Linked DNA regions of Mus musculus: region 2 is linked to region 1. A link is a loop called in an ENCODE intact Hi-C map of the cell type or tissue named here. Cell type or tissue: left cerebral cortex. All regions are shown on one strand. Each heading gives the region's core, and the rest is flanking DNA. Links, peaks and the distances in the headings are about the cores only.

Region 1 (16,109 bases), core at 4,222-12,221:
CCTAATCAAGATAATGCCCAACAGGCACCATCAGAGGCCTCTCTTCCCGGTGGTTCTCAGTTTGACAGCTGAGATTTACCACACTACTCATACAATAAAATACATTTGCTGCCCTGGCCCTCAAGGACCCAGATCCCATCCCCCTGACAGACCTTCCAATCCACAAGCTTACCCCTGACTTATATAGACTCTGTCTCGCTGCTCCCTGCCTGCCATGCTTGCCATGCAAAGGGGTCTTTGAAGAGTTTTAGTAGCACACAGCCCTGTTCCCTTGCTCTGCAGAGGTTAGCTCCCACACTGACACTTTCCCTACTTGCTGGCATATGGTTTTTTCCTTCCTACTTGCCTGTGAGCCCTGACACCTGACACAAGAGTTAACCTCATTCGTCTCTCATTTAGCTTGTAAACTCAGAACTCCACAAAGAGTTTTGGTTGATGAATGAATGAAAGAGTGACTGAGTGGATGGGTTTTAACAAATGAATTTGGAAGATCAGATGTGGCTTAGAGTTGATGCCTGTGAGACAGACCCCTTCTCTCCTCGGTGCTTTTAGGGTTGCAGAAAGAAAGAGAGAGAGAGAGAGAGAGGGAGGGAGGGAGGGAGGGAGGGAGGGAGGGAGGGAGGAAGGAAGGAAGGAAGGAAGGAAGGAAGGAAGGAAGGAAGGAAGGAAGGAAGGAAGGAAGGAAGGAAGGGCTAGGGCTGTATATATCAGTAGAACAACTGCCTACCACACACAAAGCCTGGGGTCAATCCCCACTGCCCAGCTGTAGTGGTGCAAGAGACTAATCCCAACACGTTGGCGATAGAAGCAAGCTCATCCTGGGCTGCATAGTAGGTTCAAAGCCAGTCTGGGACACAATGAAAGGAAAGAAAGGAAGAAAATGAGGGAGGGAGCTCAGAATTGCTGCCTGGATTCTGGCCAAAGCTGCCATCTGGCTCTCCCTCAGAACCTCCTCTTCCATGGAGGTGTTTGACAGGTGCATGCTCCCTCCCACACACACACACGTACACACAGAGGGAGAGGGGAGAGAGAGAGAGAGAGAGAGAGAGAGAGAGAGAGAGAGAGAGAGAGAGAGAGAGAGAAAGAGAGAGAGAGCCTGTCCTCTGAGCACTGCCATTCTTGCTCTTCCTTCTTTCTCCCTGCAGTCCTGACCCTATTCTCCCCCTACTGTGCCCTGTGAACACTGACCTAAATCCCCACCCAAGAATCAGTCTGATTCATCCACATCCTTCCTGCCCACATGGACTGCTTGGCCAGCTCTGCTACAGGGTCCCAGCCTTCTGCCCCTGCCTTCCTTCTTCTATGGCCTAGAGATGTCCTTGTTCACCCCCCCTCCACACACATTGGGGGAGAAATCATTCTGCAGTGACAAAGGGGGTTCTAGAGAAGAAATGTCGACTGAGCCAGCCCAGGAGGCCCCAGGAGACTCCCTGGGCCTGGACCCCACGAGGGAACTGGACATGTGGAACAGCTCAGCCTTGCTTTCACCACGGCCTTGAACCCTGGAGAACTGAGGAGGAGCACAAGGCATTTGCCAGGATGTTATGTGCCCGACACATTTTCTTAGATAGGACGCAGAGCTCTTGTACACTTGGGGCCAGGATTCAAACAGGATCTAAAACACCATTCTCAAAGAAAAATGTTCCATCTTCATTTATAATTAAAGAAATGTAAATTCAAATCAATGAGGTATTTTTCATCTGTCTTGACAGCGATCATTTGTATCTGACCATTTGCGTCTCCTGGGAAAATGCTAATGCGGGTCCCTTCCCCCTCCCCATGCAACACAGACAACCACATATACTTATACATTCTCTTGTACACTCCAGGAACAAGATTCTCACAGACTCAAATACTCATGCACAACCATATACATGCACACAGCAGTATACAATCTAATACACTTACACACACCTGTGTATACTCTTCATTCATTCACACTCAATACACATTCAAACTCTCACTGTCACATCCACCCCGACCAGCAGGAAAGACGCAACACCACATTGTCCTTCTTCAAGCAGGTTTTTTCAGGAACACTTCGCATTGCAATGCAGGAACTGGAATCCTCCGAACAACCCCGGGGCATGCCTTAAATACCCTACTGACTCCTCCCAATCACCCCAGTTATGTAACAGCAGTCCATTGGTTCACAGCAAGTGACAACACCTCAGGCGAGCTGACGAGGCATGGCGTCTGCGCAGTGCAGGCGGCTGGGATGTGGCTAAGTCTGAGGTAATGAGGAAGTCAGGCACAGGTCATAAGACCTGGCAGCCATCCCGGGTGCCATCTTGGGGCCGCGGCCGCACCCGCTCCTCACATCTCCCCCTTATTTATTATTTTGGCAGAGAGAATGCCTGTCTTAAGTTGCCCCCTGCGATAATGCTCCTTACCCGTCATCAGGAGGACAGACAGCAGTGGTCTGGTCCCTGTCTTAGGTTGGTAACACCTCCAGGGAGTCTTACCCATCATTGACTACTTCTCTAGCATGCCAAGCCACACTTGAGAAGATTGTCCCAGCTCTAGGGCTGCAAAAGCCTAAATCAACAGTGCCTGCACATGGGTAAGCCTTTTTTTTGCATATGGCAAATGCACCACAGGGCCATTACTCCTGTGGCAATGAAGATGATTGCCGGCCCTCCTATGCCAGCCCATTCCTTGAGGTGCGATATTGCTGTGACAATGTGAACAATGGACTGTCGGAGATCCCTCAGCATACCATCAAGTTGACGTGACCAGTTCCCTGTGAGATCCACTCACATCAATACATCAACTTGTTCCTGCACTAGATCAACTCTCTGATTTAGCTCCTTACTCCTGCACCCCTTCACCATCATCAGTATTCCCAGGAGAATCAGCATCACACCTCTGGTCATCCTTCAGCATTCGAGTCAGTCGTTCAGGTACCCACAACGGCTGGCGGCGGTCCTGGGGAAACACACAAACAGACCCTCTCGCTCACACCAACACTGGATCTGGCCCATGCCATTGGCCATCCAATATATCCTTCCACATAAAAGTTCCCTTCTGAGATGCATCAGGATTACTGAGTCTCTCTGCAGCAGTACAATCAAATTTATCTTTATTTTAAAAATTAAGAGTAAATAAGGCTATAGAAAGGTTTTCCCAGGGAGTCGCCCCTAGGGCAACTCACCCTTTTTGTTTTATTAAGCATTCTTTTAAGGTACGATGAGCACATTCAATTATTCCCTGCCCCTGAGGGTCATAGGGAATACCATGTACAAGATGAACATCCATCATCTTTAAAAAGCTAACAAAAGTATTGGAAGTATAAGCAGGGCTATTATCAGTTTTTAATTCTTTGGGTTGACTCCAAGCGCCCCATGCTTCAAAGCAATGAGCTATGACATGACAGGCCTTTTCTCCAGTATGCAAAGAAGCAAAAATGACTCCGGAGGCAGTATCAATTGAAACATGAACAAACTGTAATTTTCCAAATTCAGCAAAATGAGTTACATCCATCTGCCAAACGTGTAGGGGGAGTAACCCTCGTGGGTTAACTCCAAAGGAGGGTTGAGGTAATAAAGGAGCGCAGGCCTGACAGGCCTTGACAATCTCCCTGGCCTCTGCTCGGGTGATCCCAAAGCGAGAGGCTAATGTTTTAGAATTTACATGAAATTTAGAATGAAAATCACGAGCAAGGTCGAGGGCAGGACATGCCAGAAATACAGCAGCTTGTTCTGCCTTATCCACTATGTCATTATCCAATGGACCTGGTAACCCAGTATGAGCTCGGATATGCTGAACAAAGAAGGGGGAGGATCTATGTAATAGCAAATTTTGTAATTTACTTAATAAGTCCCCAATGCTGGACCTAAGATTCACCCTACCAACCACCTCCAAGATAGCAAGAGCATTAACCACATATTGACTATCTGATATTAAATTAAAGGCCCCTGAATGTTGTTCAAAAACCTTAGTCACAATCTGTAATTCTATAACTTGCAGTGAGGCAGGGGGGAATTGTAAAACTATAGGCACAGAGCCTTGAACTAAATAGGCTCCGCATCCTGACTTTGATCCATCTATAAAAATTAGAGGAGCCCCTTTCAATGGTACTAGAGAGGTAATTACAGGAAAAATTATCGGGTGAGCTTTACACAACTGTAAAATAGGATCTTTGGGAAAATGATTATCTATCTTGCCTAAAAAACTGCATCTTAAAACTGCCCAGTCATCTACAGTGGCAGGCAACACTTCAACTTGTCTACTATCATATGGTACAATAATTTCATCAGGAGGGGTGCCAAAATGCTGCACGCATTGCTGTAAACCCAGCAATGCCAATTGGGCAACCGAGGCAGGATAATAGGATAACACTTTGGCGGGGGAAATTTTAGGATGGATCCATAATAAAGGAGCCCCTAGCCAAAGGGCTCCAGTAGGTTGATTTTCTGATGGCAAAATACATAATGATATAGGAAGATCAACCTCTCTCCTCTTTAAAGCAGCAATTTGAATAGCCTTCTCTATAACTTTAAGGCTTCCCTTCCTTCTTCTGTAAGAACTCTCTCTGAATCCAGGGCTGTCGCTCCTGGCAAGATGTCATAAAGAGGTTGCAATTGCTTATTTGTTAGACCCAGATAGGCCTAACCCATTGAATATCTCCTAGCAACTTTTGAAAATCATTTAAAGTCCTTAGATGATCAGTTCTGATTTGAATCTTCTGTGGAGTTATATATCTTTCTGTTATTTTGCTTCCTAAATAATGGATGACCTTACCCTTCTGCACCTTTTCAGGGGCTACAACCAATTGCTTTTCTTTTAATTTTTGGATAACTTTAATTGTCTCACTCCGAGAACCTCAATAGTCCCTAATCAGGGAACCTAATAGTCTCTAACCGAGAACTTGAATCGTCCCACTTACCTGGGAGCTTTCCAGCCAGCTACCCTGACCTCTTGAAGTTCTGGACCCGCAGCACTCTCGCAAAGCAGAAGTCCCTGTATGGGTTCCACAACTTGTCACATCCACCCCGACCAGCAGGAAAGACGCAACACCACATTGTCCTTCTTCAAGCAGGTTTATTCAGGAACACTTCGAATTGCAATGCAGGAACAGGAATCCCCTGAACAACCCCGGGGCACGCCTTAAATACTCTACTGACTCCTCCCAATCACCCCAGTCACTTAACAGCGGTCCATTGGTTCACAGCAAGTGAGGACACCTCAGGCGAGCTGACAAGGCATGGCATCTGTGCAGTGCAGGTGGCTGGGATGTGGCTAAGTCTGAGGTAATGAGGAAGTCAGGTGCAGGTCATAAGACCTGGCAACTGTCCTGGGCGCCATCTTGGGATGGCGGCCATACCCGCTAACTACACAATAGCACCCAAGCACAAGCATTATCACATTCACACCCAGGAACACTCTGGCACACCCATTCTCACTGGCTCACTCTCAGGCATGTACATACTCACACAAGCATACAATCATGTAAATGCACACAAAGCACACTTGCCATCACACTTGTTCACCCACACTTGACATATTCACACACACACACACACACACCAACCATTCAAATTCACAGGTCATACACACACACATTGTCACACCAACATATATATATCCACACACTCCTCTGAATTCATGAACTCACACAGGTAAACACTGTCACACTAACACATTTATTCATACACCCAAACTTATACTCTTGTGTACACTCACACACAGCTGCTCATACAGATGCACTCGTTTGCACACTCACACACAGTTCATACAGATGCACTCATGTGCACATTCACAGCTCATACAGATGCACTCATGTGCACACTCACAGCTCATACAGATGTACTCATGTGCACACTCACAGCTCATACAGATGCACTCATGTGCACACTCACACATGGCTCATAGAGATGCACTCATGTGCACACTCACACACAGCTCATACAGATGCACTCATGTGCACACTCACAGCTCATGCAGATGCACTCATGTGCACACTCACACACAGCTCATACAGATGCACTCATGTGCACACTCACAGCTCATGCAGATGCACTCATGTGCACACTCACAGCTCATACAGATATACTCATAGCTCTCTCCAGTCACGCACAGACTCATACACCATGTCACACACTCACTCGCTCACATTTTCTCATTTTCTTTCCATATCTCACACTCAATGGACTTTCACATTCTCCCTCTCCCTCCTCCTCCTCCTTTCCCTTGTTCTCCCTCCCTCCTCCCCCTCAGGAGTATGTGTACTCAACCTCCCTCACCCCCTCCACACATTCAGCTCTGCAGACTTAGGTGGAAGGTTCTAGCACATCACTAAAATTCATCTCATTGGGAGAGAATGAAGTGGGGGGACACAAAGTGGTTTTCACACACACCTCCCTTTTATTATCTTCCTATTTGTTGTGAATATGAACAGCTTATCTAAAAGCTTAAAAGGTTTGTTGGTGCCTAACTTCTTGAGTTCTTTATATACTTTGGATATTAGCCCTCTGTCAGATGTGGGGTTGATGAAGTCCTTTTCCCAATCTGTAGGCTGCCGTTTTGTCCTATTGACAGTGCCCTTTGCCTTACAGAAGCTTTTCAGTCTCAAGAGGTCCCGTCTATTAATTGTTGATCTTAGTGACATGAGCTGTTGGTGCTCTGTTCAGAAATTAGATACCAACAACCCAAATAATGCAATTTAAAAATGGGATAGAACTAAACAGAGAATTCTCAACAAAGGTATCTAGAATGGCCAAGAAGCACTTAAAGAAATGTTCAAAGTCCTTAGTTATCAGGGAAATGCAAATCAAAACAACTCTGAGCTTCTACCTTACACCCGTCAGAATAGCTAAGATCAAACACTCAAGTTGGCACACACTGGCGAGGATGTGGAGAAAGGGGAACACTCCTCCATTGCTGGTGCGAGTGCAAGCTGGTACCACCACTCTGGAAATCAGTCTGGTGGTTGCTCAGAAAATTGGGAAACAGTTCTACTTCAAGATCCAGCAATACCATTACAGAGCATGTACCCAAAAGATGCCCCACCATCCCACAAGGACACTTGCTCAACTATGTTCATAGCAGTTTTATGAAACACCTCAGATGCCCCTCAATGGAAGAATGAATAAAGAAAACATGGTACATTTACACAATGGAATACTACCCAGCTATTAAAAACCAGGAAATCATAAAATTTGCAGGCAAATGATTGAACTAGAAAATATCATCCTGAATGAGATAACCCAGACCCAGGAAGACATCCATGGTATGTACTCACTTATAAGTGGATATCAGCCAGAAAATACAGGATAACCTTGGTACAATTCAGAGACCCAAAGAAGCTAAGCAAACAGGAGAGCTCAAGGGAGGGTACTTGAATCTCACTCAGAGGGGAAATAAAAAAGACACTGGGTGTGGATGGAGAGAGGGACCTGGTGGGAGACGGGGTAAGGAGGGGACTGGGGGTGAGGATCAGATATGGGGATAACAGGGGTTGGGGGTGAAAGGGTTGGGAGTGAGAAGGGAAATCAGTGGTGGGGGAGCATCTCTGGGAAGTGCCTTAGACCCAGGATGGGGAAGCTCCTGGGAGGATGTGGGGGTGACCCTAGCTGAGACTCCTCGCAGCAGGGAATATGGGGAGTGAAGTGGTCACCTCATGTAGCCAGGCAGGACTTCCAGTGGAAGGAGGGGGGCAACAAGCCACACACACAACCTTCCACCCAAAATCTGTCCTGACTACAGATGTGCAGGAATACAGATGGAGCTGAGATTGGGGGAATGGCCAACCAATGACTGGCCCAACTTGAGACCCATCCCATGGGAGAGAGCCAACCCCTGACACATTAATGATACTGTTATGCTTGCAGACAGGAGCCTAGTGTAACTGTCCTCAGAGGTTCCGCCCAGCAGCTCACCCAAAAAAAGGCGGAGTCCCACAGCTAAACATCAGGCAAAGCTCCAGGAATCTTGTGGAGGAGTGGAGGGAAGGATTGGGACCCAGAGTGGTCAAGGACACCACGAGAATACCTACAGAGCCTGGGACCATGGGGGCTCACAGAGACCGAGCCACCAACCAAAGAGTATGCATGGGCTGGACTTAGGCCCCCTACACATATGTAGCCGAGGTGAGGTTTGGTCTTCATGTGGGTCCCCTCACAATTGTAGCAGTGGCTGTCTCTGACTCTGTTGCCTATCTTTGGTCCCCTTCCCCTAGCTGCCTTGTTAGACCTCAGTGAGAGAGGATGGGCTTAGTCCACTTGTGATTAGATTTCTCAGGGTCGGGTGGTACCCAGGGGAGAAGGGGGGGAATGGGAGAAAGGTGTGGAAGGGTGGGACTAGGAGGGAAGGGAAGAAGGAACAGGGAGGCAGAGAGCTGCATGGCACAATATATTAAAATAGGGAGATGAAGGGGAGGGTCGTATAGTTCAGTAGATGGGACAGGGAGGGGAGCAGGACACTCATTGTTCCCTGTTAGGGCCCTGGAGCTGCAAGTCTCTAAGCCAAAGACACTGGGCTGCTGGGGCTGGAGCAGGAAGTAGGAGGGGCAGAGGCTGCAGCCAAATCCTTCTGCTGTGCCGCTGATGAAGTACAAACATACTAAGGAACATTCCAACGGGATAGGAAGAAACAGTAAGATAAACAGCTGTGCCGTGGTGCAAACTGGAAGCTGGAGGATACGTCCTGAGGAGGCTAGGCAATCAAGGTTCCCCTGCAAAATTCGAGTCCCTGATTTAGAGGCAGCGGGCTCGCAATGTCCTTCCAACACCGCCCTCTTGTGGTGCATCTGGTAACTGCATACAGCTCCACACAGTAATAGCGGCGATTTGAAACTGAATACAATTTAATCCTTAAGTGAAAAGAAGCGTCCTGTAAAAGAGGGCAGACCCCAATGCAAAAGTTTGTCCCTGGACTGTAATTTGTGATCTTTCTCCCAAGTAAATCTCCCCCAGGGTCAAACAGTTTTCCCTCCACAATACTTAAAACGTTATAGTGCTAAAAAGGACGAAAGGGATATTACATGGAAAAGCCTATTAGAAGCTGGTGAGCATCTCTCCAGATTCTGTGAATCCCTGTGCTCAAAGATATGTGAAAACACACAGAAATAGGGCTACCAAAGTCTTGTCGCCTCAATTTTGTTTTTTATCCTTGTTTTCTGTTTCAATAATATGCTGTGGTCAGACATCTGCACAATAAACACACAGTATGTCATCATTTTTAACATTCTGGAATTATTTTGCTGCCCTTTTCTGTTTTGGGAGGGGCGGAGGGGGGCAGGGTTTCTTTATGTACCCTTGGTTGTGCTGGAACTCATAAAGACCAGGCTGGCCTCAAATTCAGAGACACACCTGCCTCCTCTTACTGAGTCTTGGATTAAGGGTGTACACCACGTCCAAATTTTGCTGTTGCTTTTTGCTTTTTGGTTTGTGGTGCTAGGGATCAAACCCAGGGCCTCACACAAGTCCTCCACTACTGAGCTACACCCTTACTTTTTAAATAATTTTGATAGAGTCTCATTAAGTGACTTAAGCTAGCTTTGAACTCACTCTGTAGCCCTGAACTAAAATTCTCCTACCTCAGCCTCCTGTGGGGGGTGGAATTACAAATATGCCACCATGTCCACTTGTTTTGATTATAAAAGTTAACTCTGTGCACACCAATCGTGGTATGAGACAACCTTCCTGCTAAGGCCAGCACGCATGGAATTGGTATGGTGGGGTACCCGTCAATTACTTAAATTGTTGAGGAGCAGACATATAAAAGTGGGTTTGTGATCTTGATACAGAACACAAGAAGGGGAACTCTGGTTAGGTGTGACATGTGGTGTTTGCCTGGTGGAATACTATGCACCCATTATTCCAGTCACAAACACACCAATATGCAGGGAGGGTCACATAGCAAAGCAAAGGCTCACTACATTGTACATACAGATTGCCCTGCTTTAAAGTACAAAATTCATGTTTCATATGTCTTATCTTTATATTATATATAAAGAAACACACACACACACACACACACACACATGTTCCTGAAGGAAAAAAAATGTTTCTTCAAGAACACTCCTGCCACTCCTAGGAATCAGGAATGGGAGAGTATGGGAGAGTATTCACCCCTATATATTCTCTTTCTCTCTCTCTCTCTCTCTCTCTCTCTCTCTCTCTCTCTCTCTCTCTCTCACTCACTCACACACACACACCTGCACTGTGACTTATGTAATTAGCCTCTGTTGATGAAGGCTCAGGTGTTCCTCTATTAAGAACAAAGCTGCCACAGCTACTGCATTGGCTGCTTTTCTGTCATAGAATACAGGAACGACGGACAGGAAGAAAGACTTAGTTGGGCTCCTAGCTGCAGAGGGTTCCAGGAAGAGGACAGAGAGAATGTGACAGAAAACAGAGCCAGACAGAGCGTTTCAGAGGCCTGCTCCCTATCGACTCACTTCCTCCAGTGAGGCCCCACCTCCAGCATGTTCACCCTCCAGAGACAGTCCCACCATCTGGGGACATGAGACTGCTCGGCATGAACCCAGGAGCAGTGTTCCACACCCAAACCTTCATAGCCCCCTTGGATCTCAGGCACTGTAGATCCGTCTCTATATCTAAGTAGAACTCACAGAGGAAACTGCCCCATCAGTTCTTTGGGGGTGAGACCCAGAGTGTGTGGAGCAAGCCCTCTGACCCTGAGGCACGTCCCTGGTCCCTTGTCCACACTATCCACGGTAGTGACCACCATCACGTGGCCGATGGGAGGGGAGGAGTTGCCCCACTGCGTTTCTGAAGTGCCCAGGCTCTGACTCTGGCTGGGGAGGCGGGCAGTGGCTGTGCTCCATTTTCCACACTCTTGGTCAGGCTTAACAAACTCTCCACATGCATGTGTCTCTCTCACAACACTATCCCTGCTATTGCTGTTTTGTCAGCCTGATCCCTCCACAGCAGCCAGTGTGAGCCTCTGCCCACAGGCCCTGCTCACATCCAACCAGGGGCTCTGCTACATGCTGCAATCAACCCAACCCCGGCCGTGGTCTGCGCGGGGCTGTGTCGTCTGGTCCTTGACTGCATCTTCCAATCTCATACTTCCTTATAGTTCATATCTTCATTCTACTAAGGCTGAGTGCTGGCCAGCCTGCTGCTCCAGTTACAGTCTAGGCCTAGGGCCTCTGTACTTTCATTCCCTGCTTGGAATTCTGGTTCTCTCCAAAGCTGGAGGTCTCTTTCCTGTGTGCCTACATCTCAGTTTGAATGTCCCCCTTGGAGGAGCAGCTTCCACCCTATTCTGGGGGGGACTCTTCCTTCCAGGATGCTAGCCCCTCTAGCACAGCCCGAGAAGGCGTTCCACACCTACATGTCCACGCATCTTTGTGGTCCACAAACTATAGACTGTCTTGCCCCTGCTGTGACTGCAGCACCCAGGACAGGGCCTGCTTCGTGTTGCGTTTCTCCAAATGGCCACTGGGAGAAGTGAACCATCTTTTCCATAGACAGCATTATAAAGAAAACCCGACAGAATCTTTTCAGTGTTACGATTTGGGGGGGGGGGGGCTGGATTTGCAAATAGCTTATTATTCAGGGGGAGCAGTACACCCCACCCGCTGTACCTACTTCTTCAGAGAGAAGCAGAAAGGTTAATACGGCCCCGTCAGAGCAAAGGAGCCAATTAGTACAACTGCAATTCTGAAGAAGAATGGAGGTTAATTGCTTGGAGTCCACATGTCTCAAACGCCTAATGCTATATCATTATTTTTTTAGCTACATATTATTCATTTCATACACTTAAGTATTCCGCCTTATTACTAATTAGTAATTCCTTATCCTCAAATTTTGCCCAATGCAGGCTGTCACCATAGGGACTCCTCAGCCCCTATCTCCCCCTCCCAAGATAGAACAAGACTGTAGAGAACTTGGCACCTCCTGTCCCCCACTGCCACCTCCCGCTCCCACTGGCACCCCCCCCCCACCCGCCATTTTCACCTCTTCCCTTCTTGGGCATGGTTCCCCTGACTGCTTGTTCTTTCATCTCAGCCTCTAGCTTCACCCTCCTCCTCAGTCCTCAGCATTGACTGTGGCTCAGGGACTGGTCTGTGATTATCTATTAGTTGGGCCCAAGATGTGAATTCTTCTGGCTTGGAAGGCCTTGTTCTTTTGAACAGACCTGTCCCTTGGCACTCTGGACATGACATGCTCCTGGACCAGCGTTCCCCTGGGAACACAGTGACAGCAGCAAGAATTACAATGATGGGTGGATACACTTTTTAAACACGTCCAGGTCCTGGCACAGTGCAGAGGAGTTTCCACACGTGCTTGGATCCACACAAAAGCCATGGTTGGGCGTGCACGCTGACCACTGTGCTCACCAGCCGGGCTGCTCCAGGCACAGCCTTGACTGGGCTCTGGGTGGTCTAGCCTGTGGGAGGGTGCTTCCTCCATCAGTTCCTTCCAAGGCATCACCAGTTCCTAAGAGTCTGTCAGGTGCCCTGGGAGCTTGAGGACCCTTGTCCCTTTTTCAGCTAGATGCTTAGTAACCAACATTTTTTTAACAAAATCTCAAAGGTTCAGTTTTGCCAATAAAGACTCGGGACCCAGATGCTGGGGTGAACGCCTGCTAGCTCAGAGAGGCAGAGAGAGCACCCAGCCGACCTTCCTCCACAGCGGACACATTCTCAAAAGTCCTCTTCTCACATACCTGTCTTGAAAAATCTCTCAAATCAAATGTTCCGCCCTCCAACTTCCTGTGAGTGTCTCTGTCTGACCTCCTGACTTCCTCTTAGTCTGTATGTTTTTTTTTTCCTATGCTCACTTCCTGTCAACTGGTTGCTTGCTCTGCCTTTTGACCGATGGTTGACTTTATTTAAGCCTGTTCACAATAAACGGTTGACCACTTGGATTAAAGGCGTGGGTGCTAAGGACTGAACCGCACCGTAACTAGAAACAGATTTTTTACAGTAAATAACATAATCTCAGGGTTCATGGTGTGATCAGATATCCTGCAACACCAAATTCCTCCTTCTCCTTGTCTGGAACACCAAACACACTAAACACACCTGAATCCCAGCCTACCCTGGACTTGCTGGGAAGCTCTGCTCATTTCAGGATTTTCGGGGGAGACAGGACAGCAGGGGGAGGAAGCAGCTGTGGAAGCCTGCTGCACTTTCTCTTCCTGGGACAAAGATACATCTGATATAATGAGGGGTGGGGGTGGTAACCCACTCTCCTGTGGAATTAACAGTTGTGGATTATAAATTGTGTTCACCTCAAAGCAAGTTTGGATATATGTTCAGGAAACAAGAAATTGTCAAGAGTCCAGACATATTTAAAAAAAAAACAAAACCAAGACGGCTAGCCATCCCATGCAGGAGGTAGAGGCAGGAAGGTCGGGACTTAAATGGCAGCCTTGTCTACATAGAGAGGGTAGCATTGGCTATATGAGAATGGAGAAGAAGGAACTGATTGCTGCCAGAACTGAAAAGTGTGATGGTCAGACAGACCTCAGATAAGAGAATCGGTATTTGGAAAAACTGTGCAAATGAACTGACCATTAAAGAATAAAACTGCAAGATGTGAGGGGATGTCAGGAAGCAAGGGTGTGTAGACCAGGGGAAATGGCATGGCAGAGATGTGGCTAGAAACCTTCTAGAAGTTACCAAAGCTATCAAGCCCTAGGCCCAAAAATACAAGGTGAAGAACGAAATCCACACTTGGCCTATCCTACTGAAGCTGCTGAGCATCAGACACAGAGGACACTTTAACCGAGATCAGACAGAAAAGAAACGCCACCTTCTGAAGGCTTTTCTCTGCAAGTCTTCAGGAAGACTGCCAGACAGAAAGGAGAACAACACATGTGTATCAAGATGTTTGTGGGGGGCCGGGCAGTGGTGGTGCATACCTTTAATCCCAGCACTTGGGAGGCCGAGGCAGGCGGATTTCTGAGTTCAAGGTCAGCCTGGTCTACAGAGTGAGTTCCAGGACAGCCAGGACTACACAGAGAAACCCTGTCTTGAAAAACCAAAAAAAAAAAAAAAAAAAAAAGCTTGTGCCCGCATGTGACAGAATGCCTGGGAACAAGGTGGACTCTGAGTATTTGCATTTCAACATAAACGAGAAGAATTAAGCAATACTGAAAAAATAAATACCTCATATCTTCATATTAAAGTCTACAAGAAGCCAGAGCAGTGGAGAGAGTGTGTGTGCTGGTGTATGTGTGTGCTTGTGTGTGTGTATATGTGTATGCATGTATGTGTATATGTTTCCGTGTGTGCATGTGTGAATATGTATGGGTTTGTGTATGAATATGTGTGTATATGTGTGGTTTTGTGTGTATGTGTGTATTTGTATGTGATATGTACGTGTTTGTATGTGTATTTATGTGTGCATGTGTGTGTTTGTATGTATATGTGTATATATGTGTGTGTATGTGTGTACATGTGTACACGTGTTTCTGTGTGTGTATACATGAGTGCTTGTGTGTATGTTGCTGTGTGTATATGTGTATGTATGTGTTTGTGTGCCCATGTATGTGAATATGTGTATATGCCTGCCTGTGTATGTGTGCTTATGTGTATATGTGTGTGTGTTTATATGTGTGTGTGTGTGTGTGTGTGTTTAAAGAAATCCAAGAGTAGTGGGCAGTGACACACACCTGTAACCCTAGACTCAGGAGATGAAGGCTGAAGGATCAGGACTTTAAGGTTATCCTATGCTATACCATGACTTCAAGGACAGCCTGGGCAAAAAAAAAGAAAGAAAGAAAGAAAGAAAGAAAGAAAGAAAGAAAGAAAGAAAGAAAGAAGAAGACGGAGAAGAAGAAAAGAGAAGAGAAGAGAAGAAAGGAAAAGGAAAAAAAGAAAAGCTAAATATTTACAAAGTTAAGCATCCACCTCAGAATTTGAATAAAGCAAAATAAATGCAAAAGTTCTCCAGGTAGAGACCTTCACAAAATGCAAAATGGCTTCCTTTTTCCTTGCAGGGTTTCTGGTGTGGAAGGTCCACCCACCCACATTGCAGGCAGCTCAAACGCTGAGTTCCAATGGTATTTTGGGCACATGGCTATTTAATTAAAGTTAAACAATAGATTCTGCTTACTAAAGACAGGTACTGCTAGTTTTCCACTTATAGCAGTGAAATATGGCTTCCTTTTAAACTGTATTTGGGAAGAAGACAGAATTCAAAGGGAAATATGAAATAAATAATACTGTGGTTTTCTGTGGCAAAAGGTTATGTTTACACTGGAAGTCATAGTGCCTGTTGTTATGCAAATCAAAGAATTTATACACAACTCAAGATCAGGCTTTACAAATACAGCTTGTAGGGCATCTGAAGTCCTAGGTGCTTACTCAGAACTCAGTAAAGGTCGGTTATTATCAAGATCATAATTAGTAATAACTCTTTAATAATTAAAACGTAAGAAACGTAATTCAGATTATGGCTCTAAAAATAGCCCTGAGATAAATGACTAACCCCGTGGAGTGAGGTAGAGCAGGCTTCACAGCTACCTCTCCGTTCCCACACTTGGCCTCTTGCTGCCCTGGATGCCACACACACATCCCCACTCTCCATGTCCCTCACCTTCACCAGCACAAGCGCCTCAATGTAGACAAACACAGGGGGCGCAAGACTGACTGCCCGGGCTTACAAAGCTGCTTCCTCCCCCCACCCCCACCCCCAACGAAAGCCTCACTTAACACAGGGCAGGAAATGAATCCCCACCCCTATGGTCGATTTTGCAATGTCCTAGCTAAGCTAAAGGGCAGAGATTTGGAGACAAGGCATCCAGTCCCCAAGAACTAAGACACTCAGTCCAGCCCACCCTCTCCTCGGAGGACGAGCAGGATCCGGAAGCAACTGAAGGGGTAGTCGCCCTGTACAGCTTCAGCAGAATCGTATTTGGCCACCAGAAAAGTGTCAATCTGTCCATTCATGCCCTCCCCCTTAAAGATGATTAGCAGTGGTAAGTACTCAGGGCCTTCGCCATGAAGACGTTTTTATTTCATTTTCCCAGGATGTGTCTGCTCTTGGTGATTCTTCTAGAGTTCCTCCCAGGAAATCCCACCGAAGTGAAACCCACCAGAGGGGAATGCTTTTCCTGTTCCCAACCTCGGCTGACAGAACTGTTTGTCTGCAGCCGGCCACCAGGCGGAGCCCCAGCTTTCTCTA
Region 2 (16,109 bases), core at 3,591-11,590, 84 kb before region 1:
GTTCCCCGTGAAGCAGTTGCAAGTACCTGTGCCCTCCTCCTCCCCAGGTCAGACCATACACCCTCAGCACACAGACAGCTAAAAGGTAAAGGTGCCCCAGCGAGATTGGATGGGTCAGACACGTGAAGTACCACAGGGATGCTGAATCTGCTGATCCTCATTTACTTAAATCCAAAGTAAAGCAGGGCTGGGCTCCCCTGCCAAAGGACAACTCCCGTGCCAGGCAAGCCTTTTCTGGGCTTCTAGCACCAAGGGCCTCCTGGGAGAACAGATGCCTAGAGTCAGCTTCACCTAACTCCTCACCCCTTGACATCCTAAGCAGGACTGAGTCAGAGGGAAACTGTATGTGTGTGTGGGGGGGGGGGGTGTATGTGTGTGGTGTGAATGTGTGTGTATTTGTGTGTGTGGTGTGTGTGTGTATGTGTGGTAAGTGTGTGTATTTGTGTGTGTGTGGTGTGTGTGTATGGTATATGTGTGTGGTGTGTGTGTGTGGTATATGCATGTGTTTGTATGTATGCATGTGTGTGTGGTGTGAGTATGTGTGTGTGATGTGTGTTGATGTATGTGTATGTATGTATGTGTGTGTTGTGTATGCATGTTTGCATGTGTGTATGTATATGTGGTATGTGTATGTTTGCATGTATGTGTGATGTGTGTATGTATGTGTATGTGAGTGTGTGTGGTACACGTGTGCGTTTGCATGTGTGTGTAATGCACAGAGGTGGGAAGCCAGCTTCAGGTGTCCTCCTCCACTGCCCTCCACCTCTCCTTTGTGAGGCAGGCTCTCACTGAATCTGGAGCTCAGCATCTCAGCTAGGCTGGCTAGAGAGCTCCAGGGATGCATCTGCCTCTCCCCCCTCCCTAGTAGTGGGGCTATAGGCATAGCTGCCATGTCTGGCTTTTACAGGGTTTCTAGAGATCCAAATTTAGATCCTCATGTATACAACATGCACCTTACCTACTATACCAAGTTCTCAGCCCCACAAAATCTTTACATGGAAATTGTACTCAAGGGCTTAAGTCCTGGGAGATAAAACCTGGGTTTGTGTGTGGCTGACGATTAGCAAGATGGTCTCTTCCTCTCAGAGCCTAACATTGAAAGGACACCTCTGGGGACTTGGGGAGATGGTTCACAGGAAAAAGCATTTGCTGCTCTTACAGAGCACGGGAGTTTCACTCCCTGCATCTACAGCAACTCACAGCCACCTGTCACTGTAACCCCAGCAAATCCTAGGCCCTGTTTTGCTACTGCTGGGTACGGTAGTCACATACACAGACACACAGACACACACAGACACACAGGCACACAGACACACAGACATACACAGACACACAGACACACACACACACACACACACACACATATATATATATACATAATTAAAAATACACTCTTTTATAAAAAATCAGACATAGACCGGGTGTGGCAGTGCATACCTTTCATTTTAGCATGAAAGAGACAAAAACAGGTAAATCTCTGTGAATTTAATGCCAGCCTGGTCGACAGAGCTAGTCCTAGGATATCTGGAGCTACATAATAGAGAGATTGTCTCTAAAACAACAACAAAAAGACATGCCCAGGATAATGGAGTCTGCCCCAAACGGTAGAGGCCATGCACACATTGAGGGGCTGGCTTGGTTTCACAGCAATGCCTGTGACCCATTTCCACAGGGGCCCTCACTGCAACTATGAGAAGATACACAGGAAAAAAAAAACAGAGGTGAAGGTGTGTACCCCACTCCAGAAAGGAGGGGCCACCATGATGACATGAAGTCTGGGTGGTGTCACAGGTCTGGGTCGTGTGTCGTCCCCCCCCACCCCCCGCATAGGCTCATCTGCATGGTGGTTTGAATATGATGGACCCAGGGAGTGGCACTATTTGGAGGTGTGGCCTTATTGGAGTAGGTGTGGCCTCGCTGGATTGGGAGTGGTTTTGTTTGAGTGGGTGTGGCTTTGTTGGAGTAGGTTTGTCATTGTGGGTGTGGGCTTTAAGACCCTTGTCCTAGCTTCTGGCTATTATAAATAAGGCTGCTATAAACATAGTGGAGCAGGATCCATGGCTCCAGATATGTATGTAGCAGAGGGAGGGGAAACCTTTGGCCCTGGGGAGGTTTGATGCACCAGAGTAGGTGGATCCTAGAGCGATGGGCCAGGTGAATGTGGGTGGGTAGGGAAGCACTCTCATAAAGGCAAAGGGGAGTGGGGAAGGCATATGTGAGATAGGGGGTTGGTGGAGGGGTAACCAGGAAGTGGGATATCACTTGAGATATAATGAATGGAATGATTAATAGTAATAATATTAAAAAGACCCTTTTCCTAGCTGCCTGGAAGCAAGTCTTCTCTTGTTTGCCTTTGGAACAAAATGTAGAACTCTCAGCTCCTCCTATGCCATGCCTGTCTGGGTGCTGGCATGCTCCTGCCTTGATGATAATGGACTGAACCTCTGAACCTGTAAGCCAGCCGCTATTAAATGTCCTTATACGAGTTACCATGGTCATGGTGTCTGTTCCCGGCAGTAAAACCCAAACTAAGACACCCTGGTTGGTGACTGGTGTTTGAGAAAGCTGTGGAGCCCTTGGCGGCAGGACCTTGCTAGGGGAGGGAAGCATGTCCCAGAGGGCAGGGCTGAGATGTTCAGACTTCCGCCTGTCCTCCTGTCTGCTCTCACTGATCCGTGTTCAGGATGTACTCTCTAGGATTCTCAGCCCTGAGTTGCCACCTCCCCACCAGGACAGGCTCTTGTCCTTCCAGATCACTGAACTCAGGTGAACTTTCTCTACAAGCTTCCTTCGGTTGTGGTGTTTTATCACAGCAACAGAAAGGCAATCAATATAGTAACCATACCCCATTCGTTTGTTCCAGCCCCCGTCGTCACATTAGCCAAGAGACCAAGGAGCTTTGTGGCTGCCAGTGAGCTCCTATGGAGCCATAATGGAGAGCTGTGGGAAGTGACTCTTCAAAGCGCTGCAGGGGTCAGCTGACTCTGTACAAATATTTCTATTTTTCCAGGAGGATCTGGGAACCACTCATGCGCCCCCAGGGACAGGAAGAGATGGAATAGAACTGCCTAGGCCTTCAAAATCCTAGACAGCTTCATCTCTGGCAGGAGAGCCTGGGCTCAGATACTTAGAACCACGCTCATACAAACTCCTTGGCCCAGAGATCAGTGAGCCCAGGGTTTCTCTGCCTTTGGAGCTGGTACTCTGGAGTTACTATTCCTGTGTGAGCGCCTCTCTACTGGGAGGCAGGCATAGGGGGTAGTTTAGCCACCTGGGACTCCACTCAGCTTGGGCTATGTGTGTGCACGCACGCCTGCATGCACATACTTGACAGCCTAGATCCTTCATCTGCACACATACTCCTCTCTGAACAGCGCACCTAGCAACGTGTTAGCAACAGAGGCCTGCACACTGCGCTGAGCAGCACACACATTGTGCTTGTAGCAATGGAATAAGTTTTCACCCTAAAGACCATCAAACTTAGAGTCAATTCAGTTGCTTATGTCTGGGCACAGCAAGCAGGAAGGCCAATCCGACCTGGACAAGTTTGGGGTACGTGCACAATAAGGCTAACTATGTCCTCAGAGTGAACATTCAGAGACATTCCTGCATTTATCATCTTATGGCTATGCCTAGTTGGGTTGTGTATATGATTTAAAAACCAAATGCTTTATGGGAAGGGACAGGCACAGTAGAGAAACAGGCATAAGGCTTCATCTGTCAGTACAATAGATAAAACCATGAAAACTACCTCCTAGTGATCAAATGTGTCTTCATTTGGGCATGAATATATACAGCCAATCTTAAGAGTATATTCCTTTTAAATGTTTTATTTTGAGTAAAGCTTTCTGGCTGCTTTGTGACTCTGCCTTTCTTTCTTGCATGAGACACCAGAGCTCGGAAACCAGTCCGTACCCTAACCACCAGTAACACTGGCACTGCTACCGGGCACTTCGGTCTGCCTCCGACTATGTAGAGTTGGTACAGACACATCAAGCCTCTGCACTGGGCTCTGCGCTCCCTAAGCACAACAGGGAGGTCTTCTCACTCTGTAGCAGGTCTCAGTTGCTGAAGTAGTGACTCAACCCCTTCTCCAGCCAGCCGCCTTCTTCTGCGCTCTCCTGGCCCTGGTCTCTGTTGAACTGAGCATGCGCATTCTGTAGGAGGGCCCCGGGCGTCCTGAAATGTGTGCAAACCTGCAGCATGCTACCCCACTTACTCCTCCGGGATCTAAAACTGCCTGGTGGGAGCTAAATTTTAAAGCCCTTCTGGAATTGTGAGATCCACTCAGGAGGTGTGGGCGACTGAACTGCTCTCCGGGGAGCCCACAGAAGTGGCTGTTTACCCCAACTACTCAGCTCCTCGGTCCTTTGCAATCTGCCAGGAAAACCAGCCAAGAGACTTCGTCCACACATGAGAAAGACGGCCAGGCCAGCTACATGTTCTACCGGGCTGCCGTCGAGTCCCAGCTGCCCCAGATGGGAGTCGTACATGCACTTAGGTTTCCCCTGATAGGGTTATTATTCACTGCAGCCTGTCCAGGCAGGAAGTTACACGCTGCGTCTCCATGTCAAATGAGGTCACTGTACATGGGAGTATCATTTATTTAAGAGGCTTCTGGAACTCACCAGGGTTACACATTTTATGCAAAATGCCTCTAAAATAAAACTGGACAATTTCCTGTCCACGGTCCTCTGAGATTTAGCCTTCCCCCTTCCTCTCCCCTGCCCGCCCCGTCTTCTCTTTCCCTCCCTCCCTCCCTCCTAGATCTTTCCTGAAGGCCTCATATGAACAATCCAGTGTCCTTTCTGCTCTTCAAGGATCCATAGCCGTCCAGAGTGTGCAAATCCTAAGGGATTGAGATTTGGCACATTCTTTCTCCCACGACTGAGACCAGCAACCTAGGGAAGGTCTCCGGACAAAACAGGTCTGTGTGCACAACTCTGCAGCCCTCGAGGGCACCGACTCAAGCGGAGGCCCTAGACCTAGTCCAGACTAGAGGATGCTCTGCCAAGATCATCCTAGCTCTTCTCTCTCTGAGTCTCCTTCCCTCCCTCTGGCAGGTGAACGTAACAAAAACTTGTACTAAGAAAGCCTCCTAAAAACTTGAAGGAGGGCCTCTGTGTTCCCCACGCGAGCAGAATGGCCGCCCAGCTTCCCTACTAGTGTTCTGCTGGTACACTAGTTCTGCTTCATTCGAAGGTCACTCCTGTGGGAGAGCTGGCAGGCAGCTACCACGGTGTAGGAGGAAGCAAATGCTCATCTGATTAAGGTCCTTTCATGGAGATCGACAGATACCCTGTGAGCGTTCCCAGAAGACACTGGGCTCAGAACACTTGTTTTGCTTATGAACTGCATAAACCAGGGTTCTCCAGGGAAACGATACACGCAGGGTACTCAACACACGCAGCAAGAGATGTCTTACAAGGATTTGGCTCACGATTACAAAGCCTGATGAGTCCCAAGATCCAGGAGATCTGGCTGGGTAGCTCCTGTCTGAAGGTCACGGGCTCACAACCCAAGAAGAGCTGATGTTTCCATCGGAATCCAAAGGGAAGAAAAGAAAGAATACATGTCCCAGCTGAAAGGCAAGCAGGAAGGATTTCTTCCCGCTCAGAGAAGGGGCAGCTCTTTGCCCTGTTCAGCCTTCAGTTGGCTAGAACAGGCCCATCCGTGTAACAGAGTCACCCGCTTACTCCGGGCAGCTAAATGGTGACGTTCAAATCATCCTTATAGGAACACCAAGAGCATTATTTTTAACCAAACACCTGGACAAACTCTGACCCACTTGAGCTGACCCACAAAATTAACTTTCCAGGACTGAATCTTCCTCATGCTACAGTTTAAAAGGCAGAGGGGTGCGGTGAAGAGATGTCATGTGCTGTACCCCCACTCTTCCTGGAACTCTTCCTGAAGGCAAGCTGAAGACACCGCAGACCAACCATTCCCTGTGTGTATCCTCTAAGTTCCTATCTGTAAGCCATTGGGCCCCATGAGCAACCTGAGGACCCTAATTCAGCTGGGCCATTCTATCCAGTGCCTTTCAGAGCCTGGCACACAGGGGCCCCAGTGTAAGGGCCTAATGAAGAAATGAGTAAAAAAAAAAAAAAAATCAAAGACTAGCCAAACAAACAAAGTGGCTATAAAGGACCCACCACCAAAGAAAAGTTAACCTGACTTAGAAGACAGTCTCAATGTCCTGCATGCCTCTGAGCAAACCAATCCTCCTGCCTCAGCCTTCTAAGTACTGAGATTACAGGGATCAGCCACCACCCCTGGCTTGTAAGGCCATCTTTATTCCACCAAGGACACTATGCCCTTCCTTGTCGGATTTTTCTCCTGAGACTCTGAAGGGTGACTCCACCCCTTGTCCTACCCACTCAGAGACTCCATCCTAGGAAGAGCCAGGCCAGAGCTGCCCGGACTAACAAATTGACCAACCACGCACCTCTCTTTTTATTCCAGTCTAAAAATAAGATCTGACCCCTCTACAGGTCATACATTTGCTGCTGAAGCCTTCCTGTGGGCTGGGGAGTTCGAGCTGAGGCCATGAAGTTTGCATATCCTTCCTGAGAACTGTTCAGAGCACAGTGCAGTATGGGCAAATGGTCAAGTCCCGACGGCCCACCCCTGAACACACCCATCTTTGGACACACCCTGAAGGCTTATGCCCAGGGCTCCTGTGAACAACTAAGGTGCGTCTGCATCCTTCTCTTCTTAAAGGTTTGCCTCCTTCTGCAACTTCCTGCCTCTTACTTCAGCCCTATAAAAGCAAATCTATTTTTGGCAGCTTCATACATAGAGCCAGATTCTCACCGCACAGAGGAGGGGGAGAGCAGAGGAAACAGCCCCGGAAAGGGGACTGTGAGCGGAGGATAATCCGCCCTTGACCTTGAACAAGCTGAGCTCTGGGAGCTGCGTTGGGTAAAGCCCTAAGTACTGAACAGAGCCTGTGGTGCTCAAACTCACGGGGCCACATTACCACCTGCTGGGGATCAGGGTGCTTCGGTGACTCTTGGTAGGAAAGGATCATATACATGGCTACTGGCTTGATGTCACAAGTCTGCCTCCTGAGAAAAAGTGGGTATGGTGTCTCTTGGGAGGTCTTATGAGGACAGAGGACAAGGAGACATCTAAGGCACTGATGACGTGCCAGCCCTGGCTAGGACTGAGATTAAAGACCAAACCCTGACTCTCAAGGCAGAGTACTGTTCCAGGCTCATCAAAAGCCAGCTCGGCTGGGGACAGGGACAGACCACAGAAGACTGCTTGGCACAGTTATCTGTGATGGTAGGGAGGCCGCATTGGTACGTTTCTTGCAGCTAGCAGAAAACACCTGACAGAAGTAGTTCAAAGATGGCAGGATTTATTTTGGCCCCAGGTTTGGGAGTACAGTCTGGTCACGGTCATGGAGGGAAAGGCATGGTAGCGGGAACCTGAGGCAGAGGCTCACACTGCACCGCCAGGAAGCAGGAAGAATGAATGTTGGTGCCTGGCTCCCTTTCTCCAGCTTAGTCAGCCTAGGATTCCTGCTCATGAGAGGTGCCTCCTGCTGTAAGATGGATCTTCCCACATCAACTATGGCCAGAAATTTCCTCACAGACATGCCTTAATGTTTGTCTCCTGGAAGATTCCAGATCTTGTCAAGCTGGCCATCAGTATCAACCATCAGAGAGGCTGTGAACATCTACGGCATGGGTGAACTCTTGATAGCTGGTCACCAATCTTGGGAGAGAGAGTCTTGGCTCTGAGGGTGACAGGTTCACCATGGAGCTGCCCTAGTGTGGGAGCCTGACAGCACTCGGTATGTTAGCCCTTACCCTTCTCGGAGAGTCCACATGCTTCTAGATGGCCCTGACGGGCAAGTAAGCAGAGGGCGGTCCAGTTCCCAGAGGCAGGTGGCCACTGTCAGCCTCCTGGCCAAGCTGAATCCTTGCCTCTACTCCCTTCTTATATAAATGTTCTTGCTTCCAAGGCTTTTCCTGAAGTTTTTCATGATCTTTCATATCTACAGGAAATGTCTCTGAGCCACAGCTTGAAATCCAGTCCCCAAAATTTACAGTGGAACCATGACCCAGACACATGAATCCAGAGGGAGGGATGAGAGAGAGAGGATGGGGGAGAGAGGATGGGGGAGAGGGAGACAGAGAGGGAGGGGAGAGGGAGAGAGGAAGGGAAGAGAGGGAGAGAGAGGAAGGGTGAGAGAGGGAAAGGGTGAGGGAGAGGGAGACAGAGAGGGAGGGGAGAAGAAGAGAGAGGGAAAGAGGGGGTAGAGGGGAAGAGGTAGAGAGGGAGAGAGAGAGAGAGGAGGAGGAGGAGGAGGAGGAGGAGGAGAGGAGAGTAGAGGGGGAGGGGAGGGGAGAGGGTGGAAGAGGGAGGAAGAAGGGGGAGAGGAGAGGGGAGAGGTGGGAGGGAGGAGAGTGGGGAAAAGGGGGGAGAGGAAGGGAGCCTGTTAGGCTGACCCAGGAAGCTGAGGCACAAGAAGACCCTTTACCCATGTCTCTTCCCATATTCCTTAGGAAGCTAGTGGATGCTGGGAGATATCTGAGCACAGTCACAGTTGCCACTGTGGGAATCTCAGCTCCTTCTCCTCTGCCCCCCCCCCCCACCACCATCCCAACGTCCCTCACCTGGTAGGCAGCTTCTCTCATGAACTGCTTGGCTGGTTGCTTCCAGATGGCAGGCACTGTGATGACCCATCTGACGTCAGAGTTCTCAAAGTCCGACCCTGCCTGGTCACTCAGTTCCTAATGCCGAGAAGAATAAGTGTAGAAGGTGAAGAGATGCTGCTGGCCCCCGGGACACCCCCCGGGACACCCCTCCTGTGGCTTTGCTGAGCAGTCAGTCCTTTACCAGGAACTCCAGAGGAGCCTGTGCCTACATCCCACACAGCAGTGTGGAGGCAGGGCGCCCCTGGGCTCTTCTCAATTATTTCATATGCACCCTATAAGGGAAGGGACTGATGACTCTGTGGATTTACCTATTATGAGCATTTCATACAAAGGGAAATAATTATATAATGAGGCTTTTATGTATTGTTTCTTTTATTTCGTATGATGTTCGAAAGGTTTATCTGACCGTGATATGCATCTGTATTTCATGTCTTTTTATGGCTGAGTAACATTCGGTTATCAATCATCTGACGGACATTTGACTTGTCTCCGCTTTTTAGTTTTTATAAATAACACTGCTATGAATTTTTCAATGTGAATAGTTTTATGTGCGTGTGATTTCATTTCCCTAGGAGTGGAATTGCTGGGTCATGTCTCTGTGTTTGTCTTTTTTAGGAACTGCCAAATCTGTTCCAAGATGCTGAACCGTTTCACCTTCCCACCAGCGTTGCCTAAGAACACATTCAGGAGCTGGAGAGATGACTGGGTAGTTGAAGAGCACTGACTGCTCTTCCAGAGGTCCTGAGTTCAAATCCCAGCAACCACATGGTGGCTCACAACCATCTGTAATGGGATCCGAAGCCCTCTTCTTGTGTGTCTGAAAATGGCTACAGTGTACTCATAAATAGAATAAATAATAAACCTTTAAAAAAAAAATTTAAAAAACATCAACAAAGGAACATACTCGACTGTTGTAACCTCAGAGCCCACATGCTCTCCCCGTAGGCTGCACCTCTGCCTCCCGGGCAGGTGCAGCAACCCAAGGTTGGCCTAACGTAAGGCTGACTGCCCCTAGGCTTTACCTTCAGAGCCTGCTCCTTGAAGTACTGCAGGGCGTAAGCGAAGATCTCGAGGGCTTTGACCTTCTTGCCATTTGCTGCTGTTAAGTCTGTGTCCATGGTGAGGTCCTACAGGGAGAAAGATGTGACCTTGGTTAAGAGGAACCATGCCTTTGGTTTGGGATGGCTGTTTGGAGACCAGAGGAATCCTGCTTCCCTATGTTGAAAGAGGCAGAGACAATGGCGTACCTCCTTACCCCTGCAAGGGACCAGGCAGTAATGTCTCCTTACTCTGTTAAAGCTCTGGGGGTTCTCCCCAGGCCCCACCTTCACTGTGTCCTCCTTCCTTCCCTCTCCTTCTCCCCTTCTTGGCTCCTCAGGAGCAGGAGCCTCTGGCCCATAGCAAGTCCTGGGTATGGAGAGCAGGTGCCAAGTCCGGTGCAGTTCACATGCAACGTCCAGACATGGGTCACCCTTGGGAGCTCTGTGACAGCTTGATTCATGCCACTTCACTGCCAAGCGGGACGCTAACACACAGCAACCTCTCCTTCCCCGGCGAGCTGCCAGCCAAGTCACTAAAATAGAAGAGTTCCTATTTTAAGGCCGGTTCTGTCTAATCTGCTGAAAGCCAGGCAGGCATTGCTGCCTCTCTGGCTCTGCCAGAAGCCAAGGCAGCTACCGTACACGGTCCTCTGACAGGGGATACGGTGCAGAGGCCAGATGGTGGGTGGAAAGAGGTCATAAAAAAAAATCATGAGCAGGGTCCCCGGAGGCAGTGGGGGGAGGGATGGGTGGGTGTGGAAGGAAGCCTCTGGACTAACCCACTTTTCAGTGGGAGGAACAAATTAATCAGATTGATGTAGGCTAGATAGCCAGGCTTTGCCACTGTTTTGAGGCGGGGCCACGAGTTACTGATGGGTCTGTGTGGGGCCTTGGGTTATATCCTAAACCATCTGCTCATGTTCACTGCTCCCGGCCAGCGCCCCATTCTCCTGGTGCCCAGCTTCTAGATTCTCAGGCTCGGGGAGGCAGCAGAGTCCCGAGAAGCTACAGTTCTCCCCGTGCCTCCATTGCCCAATTCTGACAGTCAGCACTGCCTCCCATCTGAAAAAAAAAATGTGCGAGACCTTTTCATCCAGGAGAAATGCAACCTCACGTAAGCCTTGAGCCCTGGAGGGCGAGGTGCCAGTGGGGGTTTTCCTGCCTCCCCTTTGCTGTCTCCTCAAACGCCAATGGAAGCTACCATTCGACTACAACTTTCCTTCCTCTGGGGACATCATGCATGTATATCACTTCGATCCTTATACTCCCTGTGAACATAATCTTGTAACTGTCTCCATTTTAAAAAGGAGTGTGAGCTGGCCCTGGTGGTGTGGGCACACAAGTGTTGGCCCAATCCTTTGCCTGGGCAGTGATGGAGAGCTGGCCCTGGTGGCGTGGGCATGGGAGAGCAGGCAAGCTGACCAACTCAGCTACCACCCAGGTCCTGATCCAGGCCTTTGAGCTGGCTCACCCCAACATCTACCCAATCTCTGAACTGCTGGAGCATGTGAAGGGGCTGGTACTACAGATCCAAAGCTGCAGGGTCTCCATGACACAGGACAACAGGATATCCAAGAGGAGTCCCCGTGAGAATCCAAGATTGATGTGTAGCAGAAACCAGAGGCCTCAAATCAGACCAATGACTCACTGCAATGAACATCTGCAAGTAAAGTTGTTTGAGCAGAAGAGTGTACTGTTTGACAGACTGTGACATACCACAGTTTCCATGGCCAGATGGGTTTTTTTTTTGGGGGGGGGGATGGGGGAGGAGGCTACAGGATGGGAAGCAGATATGGAATGACCTGGAAATGAATGGGATTTGGTGTTCATGATGTAAAAAATCACAGAGTCAATTGAAAGTAGGCAAATAAATAGAATTTTGAAACGGAAGCACAGCGAGGTCTAGCAAGGTCATGTGGCTTGGACTAAGTGTCTTAGAGGAGTCAGGGGCGGCACTGAGACCCATGGCATGTGGCCAGAGCCTATGGTCTTCATCCAGTTTCCACCTTTCCCATGAAGCTTTGGGAAGGGGGTGCCTGTTTGACCTGGGCCACTCACAGAACACTGGCTTGCTCAGAGTTTTAGAAGTGAAGCTGATGGTCTGTCATTCAGCCCTCTAATAACTACCACACCCACTTAACTTCTTTCTTCACACACACAGAGGGTGGCCTGTCTGTTAGTACTGGTTTGCAGAGGAATTTTAATCCAGCAACATGGCTGCTCTGACAAGGGGGTCATATCCAAAGACTTTCTAGGTCTGTGTGATCTGTCTGGAATGACACAGCTTTAATCCCTATGGCTGGAATATAGACATGCCCTTAGGACACACCTTTCATCCCAAATAATGAAGGTAAAGTTAGTTTGTAGAAGAAAGCAGCCTGGTTTGAAAGTGACGTCTAGTTGAGAGGCAGACAAAGTGACAAATCAGAGATAGATTTGACAGAATGAGTCAGAGATGGAATATGTCCAACTCTCACAAGAACAGATAAGAAAGAGAGGCAGCTTTAGAAGGCAGTGCAGAGAGAGAGAGAGAGAGAGGGAGAGGGAGTGGGAGAGAGAGAAATTTTACAGAGACAGGTTCAGGTTGCAGGTGAGCAATTCAGTCAAAAGCTAAGAGAATGCTTGGAGAAGCATTTGGGCCAGGAACAGGCTGAATTGAACCAGCCAACCAGAGTTCAGAAAGAGTTAGAAAGTGTGAGCTTATTCAGCAGTAAGAATCTGAAACAATTACATCTGGCGAATAAAAGATGTTTTTACACTGGTAATTATTTCCAAACCGATCAGTTAATAAATAGCCTCAGCCCTGACCCACCTCCCCTACTTGGGTCTTCAGCCACGAGTTGGTCTCAGTGGGTAGAGGGGCCTCTGATCTTTCAACAGCCCCTTGGGCAGCAAGAGGGCAGCACCTTGCACCCATGTCACAGCTGGGATGCTCTCTGGCCTGTCAATTTCCTAAACAAAACAAACAACTAAATACTCCCAACAACTCCTCCCCACACCCAACAGCAGGATGCACTGTGAGCCCACAAATAGATGTGAGGAGCCTTCCAGGCTATTCCAAGACCTAGTTAGATGGCCATTAACCTCTTTTTAGGAGAAACCCAGGGAATCAAGTGGAAGACTCCCTACACTGCAGTCCCTTGCTCCCCCTCTAAAGAGACCAACTCACCCCTGTGGTGTGGAGTTTCATCTTGAACTTCTCCAAGTACAGCCATTGCTTGGCCTCACTGGGGTCCAGGTCATGGTAGAAGTCCCTGGCAGCGTACCCAAAGCTGTGGAACTTCCTCTCTGGTGTCAGCAAGATGGTGGTCGGGGTCTTCTGGTTGGAAACACCAGGGTCACCTCCTTCCCATCTCCTGTCACCAAGGAAAAGCAGAAGTTACAGGTCTTTGAAAACCCCCAGTCTAGTCAGCACAGTGGAGCAGAGTATCTACTGTTTACATCTGTCATTGATGTGAGAGCTCAGACTCACTCTGTATCAATTGACTAACATCTAGACACGCCTCAGTTAGAAGGAGAAGGGGCAAGAACCAGGTTCTTACTCAAGACAAGTTTTGCATTCACTTTTTACTCAAGTGTTTGCTGAGCAGCTATATGCTGGTGACACATGGGTACAGTGCTTATCGTATTTCAACCTTCCAATAAGCCTGGTAGGCCATATACTGTTTTATTTTTCATTTTCAAGCACTCAGCAGCTGATATAAGTACATAACCAGCTGGATTCCTCTTCTAAATAAGACCTTTTTGGACAAATACAGCAAGACATGCCTGACCGGATAAAAAGAGGGAGCCCAGGGACATGATCTGAGGGTCCAGGGAAAGCAGAAGCAACAGCTGGTGGGGCCCAGGAGAGATCTCAGAAGAAAGGTCACTTCAGGCTGCTTTAGGTGAGCTGGCCCAGGTGGTTAAGTGATGGCTTTGGTCAGGCAAAGCCTAGAAGATGTGCACACAAGAAGATATGCTGTGCACACAAGAAGAGTGAGGGATGGGCTGGGACAGCAGTGGAACCGGGCTGGAAAGATCTGTGAATAACGGGAACAGGTACAAGTCTAACAACAGATCAGGGACGCTGCTGTTGAGCCCAAAGGCAGGTAGGTGCAGAGGTCATGCCTCGCCTGGGGCAGAGCTGAGAGAGACTCAGGAAGAGAGAGGAGAAAGCCAAAAAGACCAGAGAGGGCCGAGGCAGCCAATGGCTATGGTAATGAGGAGCACAGAGGACCCAGGAAGGGGGAGCTCAGATAGCCATTTGGGGTGCTGGGGAGGAGGCAGCTACAGGTAGGGAGCATCCAGAAGAAAGAACGCATGCATGGAAAAGAAGGAGGGGCCCCAGACAGCTTCCATAGCCCAGTGACAGCCATGGTGACAAGATGGGGATCTCCTGAGGAGGAGACACAGGGCCAGAGGAGGAAACCCGTGGGCAGACACAGACATGCAGGGGGGCAGGGCTGGGGTTGGCTCAACCCTAGGGTGGGAAGGGCAGGTTGCTCATGGTTCCTTTCCCCTCTCTCCGGGCTCCTGCCCTCCAGAAGCCAGGGCTGCCAGGAGCCTGCACTGTTCCCTTCCCTGCCAGGCCTAGACCTGGGAGCAGCCTTAGTGCCAGACATGGGCCCAGTCGCTGCTGCCCCGGCTGAGTTCTAACCTGTTCTAACGTGTTCATGCCACATCCAGCATGAGAAGGTCTGCACAGAGCAGATGGGTGCCTCCCATCTTGAGGATCTTCCACTGAGATACCTGTGGCACTGTCTCTGGCCAGACTTCCAGTCAAGTTGCGAGTTCCCCCATCAGCTAAGTGCCTCAGACTTGCTGTGAGTCACTTTTTCAATGACTTTAGACAAACACTAATGTCTCACTCTGAGGTTGATCACTGAATCCCCAGGGACATTGTCCCATGGGACCCCAAGGACAGTGGTGAAAACACTAAGGATGCCCCAGGGCATTTTGGCTTTGGGGTCACCAGGCTGAGGTCCACCCTTCTCTGCTTTTCCAGGGGCTGGGTGTTTTCTGCACAAGGACAGGTGGACACCTTCCTGCTCATATCTTTCATGTATGCTGATTTACTCCATAGAAAATCTCATTAAATTTGCACAAAGAACACATGAGGCAGATACCGCCTTTATCCCCAACTCTAGAGTGAGGAAACAGAGGTGTAGCAGGTTCAATAATTGCCTGAGGTCACCAGAAAGTGGCTAGCCCTTGGATCACCTGTATCACAGGAACTATATAGGGTCCCTGCTGGCTCCTCTGGAATTACTCTACCTGGGATTAAATTGTCCTGCACAGCCCCTCCCTATACTATGTAAGAGTTAACCCAATGATTGACAGATGGAAACCTGTAGTCTGGACGTTGGCAAGTAGCACAGGGAATCTCGACCTGAATCAGGATGCTCTCCCACACACCAGTGACTAGCCTACCCACAAGCCCACACAAGTGTGGTACCCAGGCCACCTGGTGCCCCTTCCCCTGCCACACTCACCGCATCACGTGGATACATTCTGGCTCCTTGGTAAAGCTGTAGGCATAGCCACTGGACGTGGTCCCAAAGTCGATGGCCACCACCACGAGAAAGGTCTGCTGCTCAGAGACGGGGTCAGCATCGTTCTGAAAGTGCATGGGGAGCCACGGGAGGGTGAGGGCCAGGCCTCGTCTTGAGGAGGAAATCTCCACCCTGCCCAGTTTGGCACTCACTGCAGGCAGACTGCCCTGCTCGAGCAGGTCAGCTCCAGCTCCCATCTGAGAGAGAGAGGCTTGCAGAGAAATGAAAGCAGCCCTGACTGGCTGAGGGTGCCCCCTGCAGATGGTTCCCTTCATTAGCTGAGCGAGCATACCTGCTAACTATGGAAATGCTACCCGCCATGGGGCAGAAGCCCATGTCTCCTACCACTGCAGAAGCCCTGCCACCACTCTAGGCTCTCAAAAGCTGATCCCCCCAAGCTCACACTGCTCTCCAGGCTAGTGCCTCTGCATCCACCAGGCACACCTCAGAAAGCTTTCCCAGGCCCAGGATAGGAAGCAGGCAAAGTGCATTTGCTTCCACCACAGATGTGCACACAACAGGGGGAGGTGAGCGGCTTGCCTAGTGAAGGCAGCTAATACATGCACACACACATGCATACACACACACACACACACACACACACACACACACACACGCAAACACTCACATTTCTTACCAAGATATGGGAAGGGGACAGAGGTGTTATTCCTGTGTCCCCGAGACTCCTGGCCGGAGAGGAATATGTAGATGTGGGGGCTGTTTCTGAAAGGAAAGACAAAAATTAGCTTCTTAAAAGTGACGCAGGCCAGCCCAGGGAGCAGGAAAGAGGCCAGTGTGGCTTTGTTCCTACACTACACACACAGGTTCTAAACAGTCTGCTACCATACCGCACAGGGCAGTCC

Evidence for each region. A loop is a pair of places that touch in the nucleus more often than their neighbours do. Peaks named below come from ENCODE experiments on the same cell type or tissue, not always from the same donor. Only the 100,000 strongest peaks of a DNase experiment are listed, where the experiment ranks them.
Region 2: it touches region 1 in a loop (3-fold over the local background); 4 of 42 quality-filtered maps call a loop at or near these places.

Annotation. Positions count from the first base shown.
Region 1 is chr19:58,895,492-58,911,600 of GRCm38, forward strand. It overlaps a transcript of Hspa12a not described here. Among named protein-coding and RNA genes, the nearest start is that of Mir3086, 8.2 kb to the right of the region's middle. In left cerebral cortex, for the core only: CTCF peaks have their summits at 8,755 (motif pointing left) and 11,371; DNase peaks (open chromatin) are centred at 8,724 and 11,374.
Region 2 is chr19:58,812,370-58,828,478 of GRCm38, forward strand. It overlaps Hspa12a (heat shock protein 12A), which reads right to left. Exons shown (of 12, transcript NM_175199.3): 2 at 15,884-15,969; 3 at 15,187-15,311; 4 at 12,882-13,068; 5 at 9,695-9,799; 6 at 8,631-8,747. Among named protein-coding and RNA genes, the nearest start is that of Gm41877, 26 kb to the left of the region's middle. In left cerebral cortex, for the core only: no CTCF peak of the experiment used is centred there; DNase peaks (open chromatin) are centred at 4,238, 4,956, 5,248, 5,311 and 8 more places; H3K27ac peaks cover 6,802 bases.